3 separate regions of the Homo sapiens genome follow, and all the other regions are linked to region 1. A link is a contact called in ENCODE Hi-C data. All regions are on one chromosome and are shown on one strand. The core of a region is the stretch at or near the end of the contact, and the rest is flanking DNA. Distances in the headings are between cores, read along the strand shown.

Region 1 (4,439 bases), core at 1,063-3,562:
AAGGTAGTTGGGTTCCCTGCAAAAGCGTTAAGGGTAATTACCTATTAAACTACACATTGCAAAGTCTGAACCCATGCAACCCAAGCTGAACCACATACATATGTTTGCATATCTGTTCAGTTTTGCATGAGAGTATCATTCACCGGTTTGCTCTACCAAACTTGTTACCCTGACCTGAGTGAAACAGTTTTGAGAAAGATTTCCATGCTGTGTGCACAATGAGATGAGAGCTGCACAGCAGTTAACTGGAATTGCCATCAACCATACTCCAAGAGACAGAATAGTACTTTTAAGGAGTAGCAAAATAATCGGGCTGTCACTTGACTAGACCAGTCAAAAAAGAGCAAAATTTAGAAGACAAAAGTAGCACATTTACCCCTGAAAACATAACTTCCCTACCTACCAAAGGTTTTTATCAGGAAAAAAAAAAAGAGCCATTAAAAAAATGCAAGATTGCAGAGAAAAAAAATTCCACTCTATCCTCTTAATGTATTTCTAGGGAATTAACAAGGTTTGTCTCCTACACAATTTCTATTTTTAGCTCTGACTGGCAGAGAATGAAGCTGACTCCTTAATGAGGGGTGAGCCAGGAATTCATTTGGCTTTATCTAATCTGCCCTGCTAAAGGAATTAGTCACGGGAGGCAGTGCAGATGTAGGTAGGGAGTAGCTGGGCTGACTGCTGACTCACAGGGATCTCTTCCGCTGCTGGCAGTCCCCAGCATGCTTAGACATGTTCTGTACCACAGAAAATCCTGGTGATGAAACTAGCACATCTCGGCTGAAAGTCCAGCCACACTCTAGTCGGACAAAGGCAGCCACCCTCCTGACCCCCACCTACCACAGATCCACAATCAGGCAACCCAGCCCTGACTCCCGTCCTTCCGGGGCTCTACCCTGCAGGCTGCAGTCCCCCAGTCCCTTACCGTCACCAGCACGCAGTGCAGGTCCGGGGGCTGCTCGGCGCCCTCGCTCGCCGCGGGGCCAGCGTCGGTCTCCAAGAGCAGGAGCTCCGCCAGCCGGCCCGGGTTGCTGACGCGCAGGATGTTGATGTCGTTCTCGCAGCAAAACGCCTGGATCAGGGTGAAGTGGATCTGCAGAGCCACATCTCTGTCGTCGTCCTCGTCCGCCGCCAGCAGGCACAACACCACGTTATCGGGGTCGCTGGGGGCAGCGGGCGGGGCCAGTGAGCGCAGAAGCGCGGGCGCCCTCAACCACTGCCCGGGTCCCTGGGGGTCGCCGCCCGGCCCGCTCGCCCCCTCCCTTCCGAGACAGGCAGAAAAGCGACAGGAAGTGGCGCGGCCGGGCGAGGGGCGCCCAGCCAAGGCGACCTCCCGGGCTGGGGCGGGAAGGGGTGCCATGGGGGACGCGCAAGGGCCCCACTTACACGTTGAGCAGCTTGGCCGCTTCGTACACCCCGACAGTGATCGTGCGCTGACTCAGGGCTTTGCTGAGCACTTCCTCCAGGGCATCCCCCACCTTATCCATCCTACACGCGGGCAAGGGCGAGGGGTCCCGTCAGCCCCGGTGCCCTCGGGGCCATCGCCGCCCCCCTCGTCCGGTACCACGCCCCTCCCTCTCGAATGCAAGCACCACCGCGCACCTGGGCTCTACGAAAACCCGGCGCTCCCGCGGCCCCGTCACCCCCCATGACCCCTGCACGCCCAAGGACCGGGCGTCCCGTGAGAAGTCCCGAGAGTGCCCCTGCCACAGGCTGCCAGCCACGGGAGCCGCACGGGCAGCGACGGCCACTGCTGCCCTTTGCAAAGGCCCCGGCGGGGCTCGTTCGGGTTGGGGGGCACGCTCTTTCAGTCCGTGGGAGCTCCACGGAGAGTCCCGAGGGAGCAAGGGCGGGAGTTGCCCTGTGCAAACTTTTTAGCTTCCTCCCCTGCAAGCCTTCCACAGCCCGGCTGCACCGGGGAGCGCGGGGTAGGTAAGAGAAGTTCGGGCCGGAAGAGTCCGCAGGCCGACTCACCTTTCGGTCTTCTGCTCTCCAGCCGAGAATTCCTCCAAAGTCATATTGCAAACTGCAGGTCGCCCAGGGAGAGAGCGCGGCGTGCGGGCTGCTCCTGCCACGGCTAGCGCGCGGGCGCCTGCTTTCTGCACTCACTCACAGGCGCCGCTCCGGCAGCTCAGGCCCTGGCGCTCTCCGGCCGCCCCTCGCCCGCCCGGGCTCCTCCTCCTGTGCCAGCCGCCGCAGCTCCGGCCACCCCTCCCGCCTTGCTTGCTCGCTCGCTCCCCGGACCTCGCCTCGCCACGGGCCGCACGACACTAATTGGGCCGCTGCCTCCCAGCCACTGCCTACCAGCCACTGGAGGACAAAGGGCCCCGCTCTCCGGGGTTATCCTGCCAACCCTCAGCCAACCACCTTCCGCCTCATTTGCATGCAGCTTGGCCATTGGGCTATGCAAATCAGCCTGCTCCAGCAATTTGACCCCAGCTCCTGGAGTCAGGTTGAGAGGAGCGGAAAAGGGAGGAGCCACGCGGGAGGCGAGCCGAGGGGGCGGGGGCGGGGGCGGTGCCGAGAGGGGAAGGCGGGTCCCGCGCGCACTCTTATCCGGTTGGCGGGGACCATTGGGAGTGGGGGGCTTTAGCAGAGGCTAGAGGTGGCCTCAGCTTGGGCTGAAGCAGGCTGCCAAGTGTTTTTCTATAATAGTTGCGGCACTTTTTTCTTATTATCTTTTCATGTCTTTTGTTTTAAGGGGTGGCTATTAAAATCTATTTCCAGGGTTAATGCACTGAAGTCTAGTAATTATTAGTAAGCAGGTTACATTAAAAAAGTGTCTCCAGACCTCCGGGGCAAAGTTTACCTCAGAAGTGTTGTTTATCTAAGTCTAGGCGAAGCTGCTTATTAGCAGTAGTATTATTTCGGTGCCCTGATGGCTGGTTTGATTTATTTTTGGAAAGCTGCAAGGGTTGGAAGCTGAAAAAAGAAAAACCAACCCGTTTGTATTCAGGGATGGCAGGGAACCAAGTTAGAATCTTTTCCACAGAAAGCAGAACGGTTTCCCACCTGCCCGGTGTAACTGGGAAATCGTGAGCTGGTCTGCGTGGGGAGCTGGTGACCACATGTGGGAATCCCTGGCAACCCAGATTCTCCTTTCTCAAAGAGCCTTGCCCAAACAAGGATCCTTCTGGACGCCCACCAGCTGAGAGACAACCATCTGACACCCACACAGCCCACAAGTCTAAATTCAAAATGCTCTCGATATGCCCTAAGCTTCCTTTCCTAACGTATGTATGTCGTTACCTTCCACAGAGAGCCTCCTATGATCTCACTGTGAATTATTGATGTTAGATGCTGAATCATGAAGCTGTAACTATAGGAAGTTTTTAGTCATATGCTAAAATTTCACCTTTGAGATAATGGCAACTTGTAGGTGGAAAGCAGACCTTTAAAACTGCAAATGGTAGTTACACATTTTTGAAAAACAAACTTTAATATATAGACTCTCACTGAGTAGTTCAAAAGTCCCTTCCTTTGTTTTATGGTTTATGCAATAAAAGCAAAAACATTTCTTAAACCTACTGAAGTCATCAAAAGTGGTGAAAATGGCTCCCACATGCTTGCATTCAAAACAGTGCTTGCATTATTAAGGTTGCTGTACAGCCAAAGGTCACAGAAGTAATTTCTGCAAAGGTACCTGGAAGTTTTGCACCCTTATGTTTTTATCACTCTAGACAAAATATTCTCCAGCTCTCTTGATCTTAATTTGGTGGAAAAGAAAAGTGATAGGTTTTCTGGTTCATTTATTTGAGTTGTCATTTTGCACTCATTTTTTCACTGTGTTGTCAGCCATGGACAACATTTGAGTAAAGAAATGGTCATGGTCAGTGCATAATTCACCTAAGCATGACTATGTATCTCATATCTATGCCTTAAATCTTAACATTTGATGTCTTTCTTAAAGAATTCCTCAACATTGAAATTTAGGTAGGTTACCGAAGCATTTTCAGTTTTGCAGACAAAACCTGAATTACACAATCTAGCCTGAGTCATCATTTGGCGATTGTTAATATGTTCCGTGGAACTCCAAGGTTCTATCCACTAGGCATTTCTTAGAGGTTCTTGGGAAGAAAATGTGATCACAGCAAGCTGACAAAGAATTAGGGAATCATGTGAGTTTCTTGACAGCAAGGACTTCATCAGTTTGGTGTCCTCAGCTCCTAGTACAATACCTGCATTTAGTAGAAGCACAGTCAAGGTTTATTGAGTTGAATAGAATTTGAGAGTTAAATAAGATATCAGAATCCTGCAGTCCTGTGCATTGCATGAATTCTAACATATTGCACATTTAACGTTAGTTCAAAAACACTTTTGCCTGTCTTCTTCTATACCAAGAACTGTACAATTCCTGGTCCTTTGCCTTTAAAGAGCTTAGGCTCTTATTGGTATGTCCATGCTTGAACTGGATTTTGGGACAAAATAGTATGCACTGT
Region 2 (4,439 bases), core at 1,135-3,634, 7.0 Mb before region 1:
CCCCAAATCCTTACTGAAATAAGGCAGATTTTAAAATAAACCATAATACGAGGTGTAAGATAAGAAATAAAAGTCTAACCAGTACAGAAGCAGTCATTACTTCCAAGTAGGTAGTATGTGTTTGTGGGTTCAGGTGGGAGAGGGGAGTTTTGGGAATCATGTCTCAGATATGCAGAGATAGGAAAACATTTCAGGAAAAAAACCGCCAAAAAACATGAGCAAAAGCAAGTAAATACAAGATGAAAAGAACAGTTTAGTTTCAGTAACTAGCTAAAGATGAAGAAAAGCAATGAAAAAAAGGTTGAAAGGTATACTAGAGTAAGCATTTGGATTTTCTGATGTAGAAAAATGTGTAATAAAACATAGCATAGGTGAGAGATAAGCAGAGTTGCAATTTGTCAAACATGGTTTGGAGAAGAATAGTTAAGTGGCTTGTTAGAGAACCATTGCAAAAATCAAGGCGAGACAGAGTTATGGAAATGGGGCAAGAGAGAGTTTGTGGGCAAGAATGCCATTGCTCTGAAGGTGATGGAAGTGATTTAAAAATGAACAGGCCCTGCTAACTTGAGAGATCAGCAAATAAATGATCAGTCAATAATGGACCTAAAGAATGAGCCTAACAATGTGCTGTCTTCCATGCTCTTAAGCCAATACTACGAATAAAATCAGTACACAGCCAACTTTTACAGTGCATGGGCCAGGCACAAAGCCAAATATTTCAAAAAAAATTATCCTATTTTCTCCACACAAAATCCCTATAAAGCAGATACTTTTTATTATCCTCAGTTCATAGAACAGGAAGGGGCAGAGTTGAGATAGCTTTCCTAAGGTCACATAGCCCGTGGTTTTTAATCTAAGCAGTATCACTCCCAAGCAGCCTTATCCTCAGGGGATATGTCCCAAGACCCCCTAGTGGATGCCTGAAACCTCAGATCAATTTCTTTTTCCTTCTTCACTTCACAATTTCACTGACAAGATTCATTCTTTCCGTAGATCTTAGCAACCTCAGCATATGCTGTTTTTTCTTTCCTTAAGTCTTTCCTTAAGAACTTTCACCTTTTCACTTCAAAAAAGCACTTTAAAACTTACTGTTGGCAGATCCAAATCGCCAGCATCATTACTCCCGTACTTTGGGGCCATTATTAAGTAAAATAAGAGTTACTTGAACACAAGCACTGTGATACCACCACAGTCGATCTGATAACCCAGAAGGCTACCAAGCAGCTAAAGGGCAGCAAGAATATATAGTGGAATATTCTGGACAAAGGGATGATTCACCTTCCATTCTGGAAGGAGCTGGTTGGCTCAAGATTTTATCACGCTACTCAGAACAGCATGCAATTTAAAACTTACTAATTGTTTATTTCTGGAATTTTCATTTAATATTTTCAGACTGCTGTTGACTGGGGTAACTGAACCTGCAAATAAGGAGGTATGGCTTGTACAGCTGCTTCTTGATTTATGATGGGGTTACATCCCAATAAATCCGTCATAAGTGGAAAATGTAAGTCAAAATGCATTTACTACCCCTGTAAACCCATCATAAAGTTAAAAAAAAAAGTCTAACCATCCTAAATTATATACGATCGTACTTTTCTCTGCGTAAAACTACTAGAGTTGTAATAATGGAGGGGCTCACTAGGAGGCAGTAAACTCCTTAACACTGGTGATGTTCAAGCATGCAGTAACAATGATTTGCCAGAGCTGTTGATGAGCGGATTCCGGCATTCAATACCTTAGCAAGCTACAAAGTCTTTAGATTCCCTTAGTATTCATATAATAAAATCAAATTTTCTAAACTTTGCCACACAAGATAGTTCCCAGGTCAGCAGTTTCAACATCATTTGGGCACTTGTTAGAAATGCACAGTATCAGGCCCTACCCTACACTTAAAGAATCGGGATCTGTATTTTAAAAGATGCTCAGCTGATTAATAGCCACGTTAAACTTTTAGAAGCACTGATCTAATCCCCTAAATTTCACATATAAAGAAACAGAGACCACCCCTCAGAGGAGCAAACACAGACATGCTGGATCCGGTCGTCACTGGATGGGAACAGGGCTCCTGAAGTTTCGCACTAGAAGGCAGGCGATGGACAGGCGCAAAGGGGCCTCACCCGGTCAAGGAGTAGGATGCGGCCAGCGCAGGAGCTGGTGGTGAAAAACTGATCTCGCATGTTCAGAAACTGCACAAGCTCTACCACATCCTCGTCAACACTGCCCTTCCGGCTGAGGTCCGCTTTGCTCAAACATTGCGCCTTCCATTTCCTGAACTCCGCGCTGCGATCCATGGGTGACGGACTCAGGGTCTGCGCTCGGCTCCTTCATGGTAGCCTCGTCTCTCCCTGGGGGCAGCCATATTGAAGCGAGCGGTGGCCGAAAAGGTCCAAACTTCCTCTTCGTTCTTAATTTGGGAAATTCTAGTGCCTTCGCCTAGGGGTGGAGAGAGGCGCACATCCTGGGTGGAGCGAGGCGCACATCCTGGGTGGAGCCTGCAAAAGTTGGAGAAGGTGTGGCAGTCCTCATTTCTGTGGAATCTGAAGAAGCCCACGCAGATTTTAATTCCCACTCTAGATTCTGGTAAGTGGTTTTAAAAACTCTCCTTAGTTGTTTAGACAGCGAATCTCCCCACTGCTCGTCCAAGTGGAACCGAGTTTGATTTTGGCTGCACCCCTTTCCTGCCCTCTGTCCTCCCAGAGAACTAGTGCGTAGAGCTCCAGACCGAAGCCATTCCCCTCCAGGGGCTGCAAGTTCCCATCCATAAATCAGGTAGGAAGTTTTGCCTTCTGGTCCTGGGCTCCTAGCCCTGGTCCTGCGTTTAGGCTCTGAGTTTAGGCTACCACACCATGAGGTGTCCGTTGGCACTACCCCTGCCCAGCCTCCGCCCCCCGCACTCCCTGTCCCCCAGCCCCACGCTGCACCCCCCCCCCCCCCCCCCGCCAGTCACCCGCTTGATTTTTCCCTGCAGCCAGTGCCTGGGTTTGGGGATTCCTGCAGCAGCGCCCAGCGGTCTGTCCAGGGCCCCTTCCCACAGCCCAGCTCTCAGCTGTAGAGGATTTGTCCTAGGTAGGGCCCCTTCCCACAGCCCAGCTGTAGGGGATTTCTTCTCCTAGGTAGGGCCCCTTCGCACAGCCCAGCTGTAGGGATTTGATTTCTTCTCCTAGGTAGGGCCCCTTCCCACAGCCCACCTGTCAGCTGTAGGGGATTTCTCCTAGGTAGGGCTCCTTCCCACAGCCCAGCTGTGGGGGATTTCTTCTCCTAGGTAGTGCCCCTTCGCACAGCCCAGCTGTAGGGGATTTGATTTCTTCTCCTAGGTAGGGCCCCTTCCCACAGCCCACCTGTCAGCTGTAGGGGATTTCTCCTAGGTAGGGCTCCTTCCCACAGCCCAGCTGTAGGGGATTTCTTCTCCTAGGTAGTGCCCCTTCGCACAGCCCAGCTGTAGGGGATTTGATTTCTTCTCCTAGGTAGGGCCCCTTCCCACAGCCCAGCTGTGGGGGATTTTTTGTCTTGGATTCCCACAATTACAGGTTTCCCGGAGCTTCCTCCAGCTTTGCCATCAGGATTGCAGTCTTTGAGAGAAATGTATAGTTTTATTGACCCTGTGACGCCCACCACCTAGAATAATCTTCAAAAGAAAATTACAAAACACCCTGTTAACACATCGTTGGATGTTTATACTGAGTTTCTAGAGGAGACTCAGTGACCAGGGAAGGTGTGTCAATGATTAAACCTAAAGGCTAAAGTTTGGAATGCTTGTCCGTAGCTAATGGAAATTGTTGTGCGAGTCCCTCTGAAGCCACTGTGATTACGTGTCTGGTTAGCGCAGCGAGTTCAGCAGCAAATCTCTCCAAGCTCTACTCCTCCAGCATTAGGGAACAGACTGCCCTGTTCCATACGATCATGGAACCTGGAGGAGTCCGAAATTATTAAACTCCTCCCCTCTTCTTACCCCGTCCTATCTCAAGTGAACAGAAGTGACCTGATAAGATCACACAGCCAGGAAGAGACTTTCTCTGACCACTTGTAATTCTTGCCTTTTTTACATTTCTGGGTTAATAATAAACCATATGCTTACATGAGTCATTGTGTATTAGCAGCAGAACAATTTGTAATGATTGATTTTTTTTCTAAGTTTTCAGTTTTTAAAATTCTTGCCAGAATTCTTATTTAATTTTACTTTTGCTCTTGTCTCATAATGTTCCTTTGCTCTGGCTTTGTGACTTGATCTGTTCATCCTATGTTAAAATATACTCCTAACATTTTCCCAATTCCTTTAATTTTCGTTTAAATCAAATGGATACAAGCATAGCCAGGAAAAAGATCACTGTTGGAAGAGGGATTTTAGATTTTCTATTTCCTAGATTTGTAAGGCATATTGGCAACCTTTCAGAGGTAAAATTAAACCAAAAATTAAACCAAGGGACTCTTAATTTTTAAAA
Region 3 (4,439 bases), core at 743-3,242, 6.5 Mb before region 1:
TGCATTCTGCATTATGTCCCTAAGAGGTCAAGAGTATTTTTTCCCACTAATTGCTTTCTTCATGTAAATTGCTGGAGGAACTCTGGAGTGGAGAGGACCTCAAGGGTTCTACTGATAAGGTCCAAAGGAGTATTCCTATCTGAATAGTGTGAATTTCATTAAAACTAATAAAATTTTCTTTTAAGTAACATTCTGGAAGTTTTTCAAGGTAAGTCATAATGGGTAAGAACAGTTGCTATTCCTTTTATCTTTCTAAAAAAAGTCAATTTATGTTCAAATTTTAAAGTTTGTAAAGCTGTGGGTAGAGATATGCAGCTTATACACTGTAAGTCACAGAAACCTTTTCTTCAATGATTATTCTGCTTAGGACCTATATTATAAAACTGACCATAAAGCGCGTACCAATTTTGGCTCCAGCAGGATCCACAAAAACGTGATATTGAACTCCAAGGGGTAACTCCTTTCTTTTCAGCTTTTCTGACAGCTGTTGGTTGTAAGCAAGTTCCTGTTTTTCATCAGCCGCTGTTATTGCAACTATGTCCCAGAATTCTCCACGTGCTACAAGTTTGCCTATTTGGAAAAAGCAAGGAAATGAAAACAAAAATTATCAGAATTTTCTAGTTGCCACAGGTTTGCCTATTGAGAAAGATGATAAAGAAGGTAATATCCATTATCATCTTCCAAAATGTATCTTTGGCTTTTGAAAGTTAGGGAATAATTAGTGGTGCATTAATACGATTCAAAATAGTTATAATGAAGACTGTTCACAAGTTCCTTTTTTTTCTTTTAGATCACTCCCTCCTTTTATGGTTTGCAATCCAATTTAATTATAAATTCTGAATGACATAATGTTTCTTGATTAAGAGAGCGACTTTTAACTTGCCAAAGACTATTGCCTCAATTCTTCAATAAGAAGAGGAGATAAACATAAACAAATCTCCAGCTTTGCAAATCAATTCTTATGTATCACGGACACTTGGTGTTAGGTGACTAAGAAAGACACAACCCAAAGATCCCTTCCCTCAATGTTGCTGTTTATAAATGTGGGTACTTTATTTTCTATTACTTTAAGATGAACCATGCAAACTTACATAGGCTGTTAGAATATAACATAAAATTCTGGATAACAGAAGGTCCCAACTCTCTGATGACATCTTTAAAAGACAGTGTGCACTTTTAGTAGACAGTTGGAATCTCTTTATTGATAAACAAAATGATTTAGCATTTTAATTAGTTAACAAACAGAACTTGTCAGCTAGAATCTAATAGTCCTGAAAGTTTTACTGTTATCCAAGAATTAGTCCCAGTATTTTTTAAGCAGTCACTGCAACACAAATATAATCACTTTTATTAGACAGGTGTACAGGGATTAAGTGTCATAGCCAATTTTTTGATAACAAATTTCTTCCTTTTAATTTTTAATCCATAATTCCTCCATGTTCTGTTACTCCCTCAACAAACGGTTACATTACAGAAGTAGATGAACGTAATGTAAAGCGTGAAGTAGATAGGGGGCTGGCATCTACTCATAAAGTTCAAAATACTGTGCTTCGTATCTTTTAGATTTATTTAAAGCAACTTTTATTAATGAGCTAATCAATGCATAACTTCACTAGTAAGATTTTCTTCTTCTTCCTCCGCCCTCATTTTTAATATCTATACTACTAAGAATAAAGTAAGCAACAAGCATGTCAAGCAGGGACAGTGAAAAGAATAAAAAACTCAAAAGGATTATTAGCTAGCTACTCCTGGGGAGCGTCATAGGCCTACAGATGAGAAGTAAACGGGAAGTGACAGTCCAGCAAACCTCCTGGCACGTAAAAGCACCCTCCCTCTGCATTGCCCAGGAGAACTCCGGTGCCTTCTCTGGTACCTCTTAGCTCGGAAAACCTCCGCAATTTTCGCTGGGTGGCTTCTCGCAGCGATACTTCCGGAGGGTCCCTAGCAGCTGCCATAGCCCCACCTTCCCTGAGACCGCGCCGCACAGCACGCATGCGCCCTGGGGTGCGCCTCCGCCCGGTTGTTTCTGACCCGCCCCCTCCGTGCGTCGCCCACGTAACCACGCCCCCGGAGCGCCTTGGCTGGCGCCCGGAAAACCATGATGTGGAGAACTTGGATGTTGTCTTGTTTCTCTAGCAACGGTCTCAGGAGCAGATGGCCGCCCAGCGATTTGTCTGACTGTGTTGGGGCTGGGCCACTTGTCTCCAACTCATAAGGGCTTGCAGCCCAGTTGACCCGGTGAGTGGTTCAGTTTGGGTGACAAAATTGTTAGAACCGACCCGCTAAGGATAAGGCGAAACTACATTCTAGCTTCCCAGCTTTCACATCAAAGGCGGTTCGTCCTAACTGGTGGTTTGTTTCAGCCTGGAGCAGTTCCCCAGGATAGCCTGATAGAAGATCTCCGCCATCTCTCCTTTCCCCCGCCACCCCGGGCCATCTGCCCCCAACCCTGGGTCATGATACATACACAGTCTGAATATTTAAAATCTCTGCTCTTTCTAGGAACCTTAAGTTTGTGGTTCCTAGAGAGTGAGCCACCCCACCCCTCTGTTTTTTCTTAGTAGGCTACACACGACAGCCTCTCAAATAGTGTCTTTGAAAGTTGTATAAAATTCAGTCCGCAACCAGGCTCCAAATATTTTTGGTATTTTGGTTTCTTCTCTGGCATTCTTTTGTATATGCAGATTAATCTAGAATGTTCAATAACACTCTTAGGAATAAGTCAGCCTTTTTAGGTGTTTTTTTGGGTAGCTATATAAAGGTGTTCCTGTTATAGAACACGAGGTTTCTTGGTTTTACAGACCACTTCATCTTTACACAGAAGAAAACTGAATCAGAGAATAGTGAGTTAGTCAAGGTATCACAATTAGTAAGTAATAAAAGATTTAAGAAATATATTTCAATCCCAAACCCAGAACTTGTGGTATTTCACCATACCGTTTGATTTTTTGAGACGATTTCTCTGTATCAACGTCTTCATTAGGTACGTAGACATTCAGGGCACCATAAACTCTTGTCATAAATTTACTTAGTTTTTCTTCTCAGACTTGTTATACAATCGTGTTCTAATAGTGGAAACATTTGGATAAAATGGCAGATTAGATTACTCTTTCATAGTTTTACATTTAAAACTTCATTAATTAAAAAAACAGTATCTTATTGAAGAACATTTAGAAAATACAGAGACTTGAGTGAAAGTAACCAAAGGAGAAAGTAGCGAGAGAAGGTCAGAGAGAGAACAAAGGGCCATAGGAAGAATTTTGGTTTTTACTCTTGAGGGAAACAAAGCCATTGCAGGGTTTTGAAGTGACTTGGCTTATGTTTAAAGAGATCACTCGGAGATAGGAGAATAGATTATAATGGGGGATGAGGCAATGATAGAAGCAGGGAGACTTCTTTGGAGGTTACTGCAATATTGCAGGTGAGAGCTGGTGAAGGCTTGACCAGGATGGTAGCAGTGGGAATGGTGAGAAGTTGGTCAGATTCTGGATATATTTTTAAGACAAAAACAATAAAATGTGCTGATGGAATTAATGGGTGTGGACTGTAAGAGAAAAAGAGGAGTCAAAATGACTGCCTTGGGATGGATTGGCCATCAATTAAGATGGGTAAGTTTCCGACTGAGGAAGGTTTTTGGGGTAATAGGGTCCAGAATTTGATTTTGGACATGTGGAATAAAGAGACATGTGTATGCAGTGAATATGTAATGGAAGTTTGTGTGTGTATGTGTCTGTATGCATTATACATACGAGTCTAGAATTCAGGAGAGAGGTCTGGGCTAGAGATACAATTTTGGGAATTGTCAGCAAGAAGATAGAATTAATTTTAACTGTGGAACTAAGTGAGGTCCCAAGGGAGTGAAGGTCAGCAGAGCCTATATGTTTGGGGTCTGTATATTCTAATAAGGTGAAATAAAGAAGGAAGAAGTAACCAAATAAAAAATCCAGTGGTAACAATTGTGAGGAGACAAACAGAGTGATGTGTTAGATTCTATCATACAGAATATTAAATAGAGTATTTATTGGATCTAGGACGGTATCATACAGAATATTAGAGTATTTCTTGGATCTGGGAAGGATGGCCATAGAAATTGGATATTATTTTTTCTCAATATGACTATATCATGCAATCAAAATTTGCTGGAAATAAATATACCATATTATCAGCTATGGCTTCTGTTTTCTTTCTTTTCTCAAATTTTCATTAATATTAATTTTTAGTAAAAAAAAAATTAAAAAATACTATATATATGAGTAGGAGTAAATTTCCGTGGCAGTTGATTGTTGGAGGCAAAAAAAGTTTAGGGATTTTATTTAAGTTCATATTCACTATAATAAAACAGTGTGATATGACTGTTTAACATCTTAAGCTACCAGAGTATTATTATACTAGAGAATTCGCCACAGAGTTTTTCCAGGTATTTATCAGAATGTCATTTT

What was found. A loop is a pair of places that touch in the nucleus more often than their neighbours do. Pooled maps may share reads with other maps.
Region 2: a loop to region 1 is called in a map of CD8-positive, alpha-beta T cell, with 13 times the contacts of the local background. The contact joins the promoter of TYW3 here to the promoter of GADD45A in region 1. A Hi-C loop is called at or near these places in 3 of 168 maps with a recorded cell type or tissue (CD4-positive, alpha-beta T cell, CD8-positive, alpha-beta T cell and naive thymus-derived CD4-positive, alpha-beta T cell) and 6 of 50 pooled maps.
Region 3: a map of CD8-positive, alpha-beta T cell shows a loop between it and region 1 (16-fold over the local background). The contact joins the promoter of FPGT-TNNI3K here to the promoter of GADD45A in region 1. A Hi-C loop is called at or near these places in 3 of 168 maps with a recorded cell type or tissue (CD4-positive, alpha-beta T cell, CD8-positive, alpha-beta T cell and naive thymus-derived CD4-positive, alpha-beta T cell) and 7 of 50 pooled maps.

The regions. Positions count from the first base shown.
Region 1 is chr1:67,683,074-67,687,512 of GRCh38, reverse strand. It overlaps GADD45A (growth arrest and DNA damage inducible alpha), which reads right to left and starts at 2,312. Exons shown (of 4, transcript NM_001924.4): 1 at 1,975-2,312; 2 at 1,387-1,488; 3 at 926-1,163. The coding sequence starts at 2,018. RefSeq lists enhancers at 382-883, 619-1,058, 1,089-1,138, 142-1,341, silencers at 1,239-1,378, 1,449-1,578, 2,049-2,208, 2,399-2,458, 2,469-2,648 and a cis regulatory region at 4,411-4,439.
Region 2 is chr1:74,731,097-74,735,535 of GRCh38, reverse strand. It overlaps TYW3 (tRNA-yW synthesizing protein 3 homolog), which reads right to left and starts at 2,384. Exons shown (of 6, transcript NM_138467.3): 1 at 2,118-2,384. The coding sequence starts at 2,291. It overlaps CRYZ (crystallin zeta), which reads left to right and starts at 2,486. Exons shown (of 9, transcript NM_001889.4): 1 at 2,486-2,580. RefSeq lists enhancers at 1,770-1,869, 2,250-2,539, 2,094-2,804, 3,400-3,689.
Region 3 is chr1:74,195,795-74,200,233 of GRCh38, reverse strand. FPGT-TNNI3K (FPGT-TNNI3K readthrough) reads right to left here and starts at 1,992. Exons shown (of 27, transcript NM_001112808.3): 1 at 1,874-1,992; 2 at 403-570. The coding sequence starts at 1,955. LRRIQ3 (leucine rich repeats and IQ motif containing 3) reads left to right here and starts at 2,058. Exons shown (of 8, transcript NM_001105659.2): 1 at 2,058-2,238. FPGT (fucose-1-phosphate guanylyltransferase) reads right to left here and starts at 1,992. Exons shown (of 4, transcript NM_003838.5): 1 at 1,874-1,992; 2 at 403-570. The coding sequence starts at 1,955. RefSeq lists a silencer at 2,055-2,154.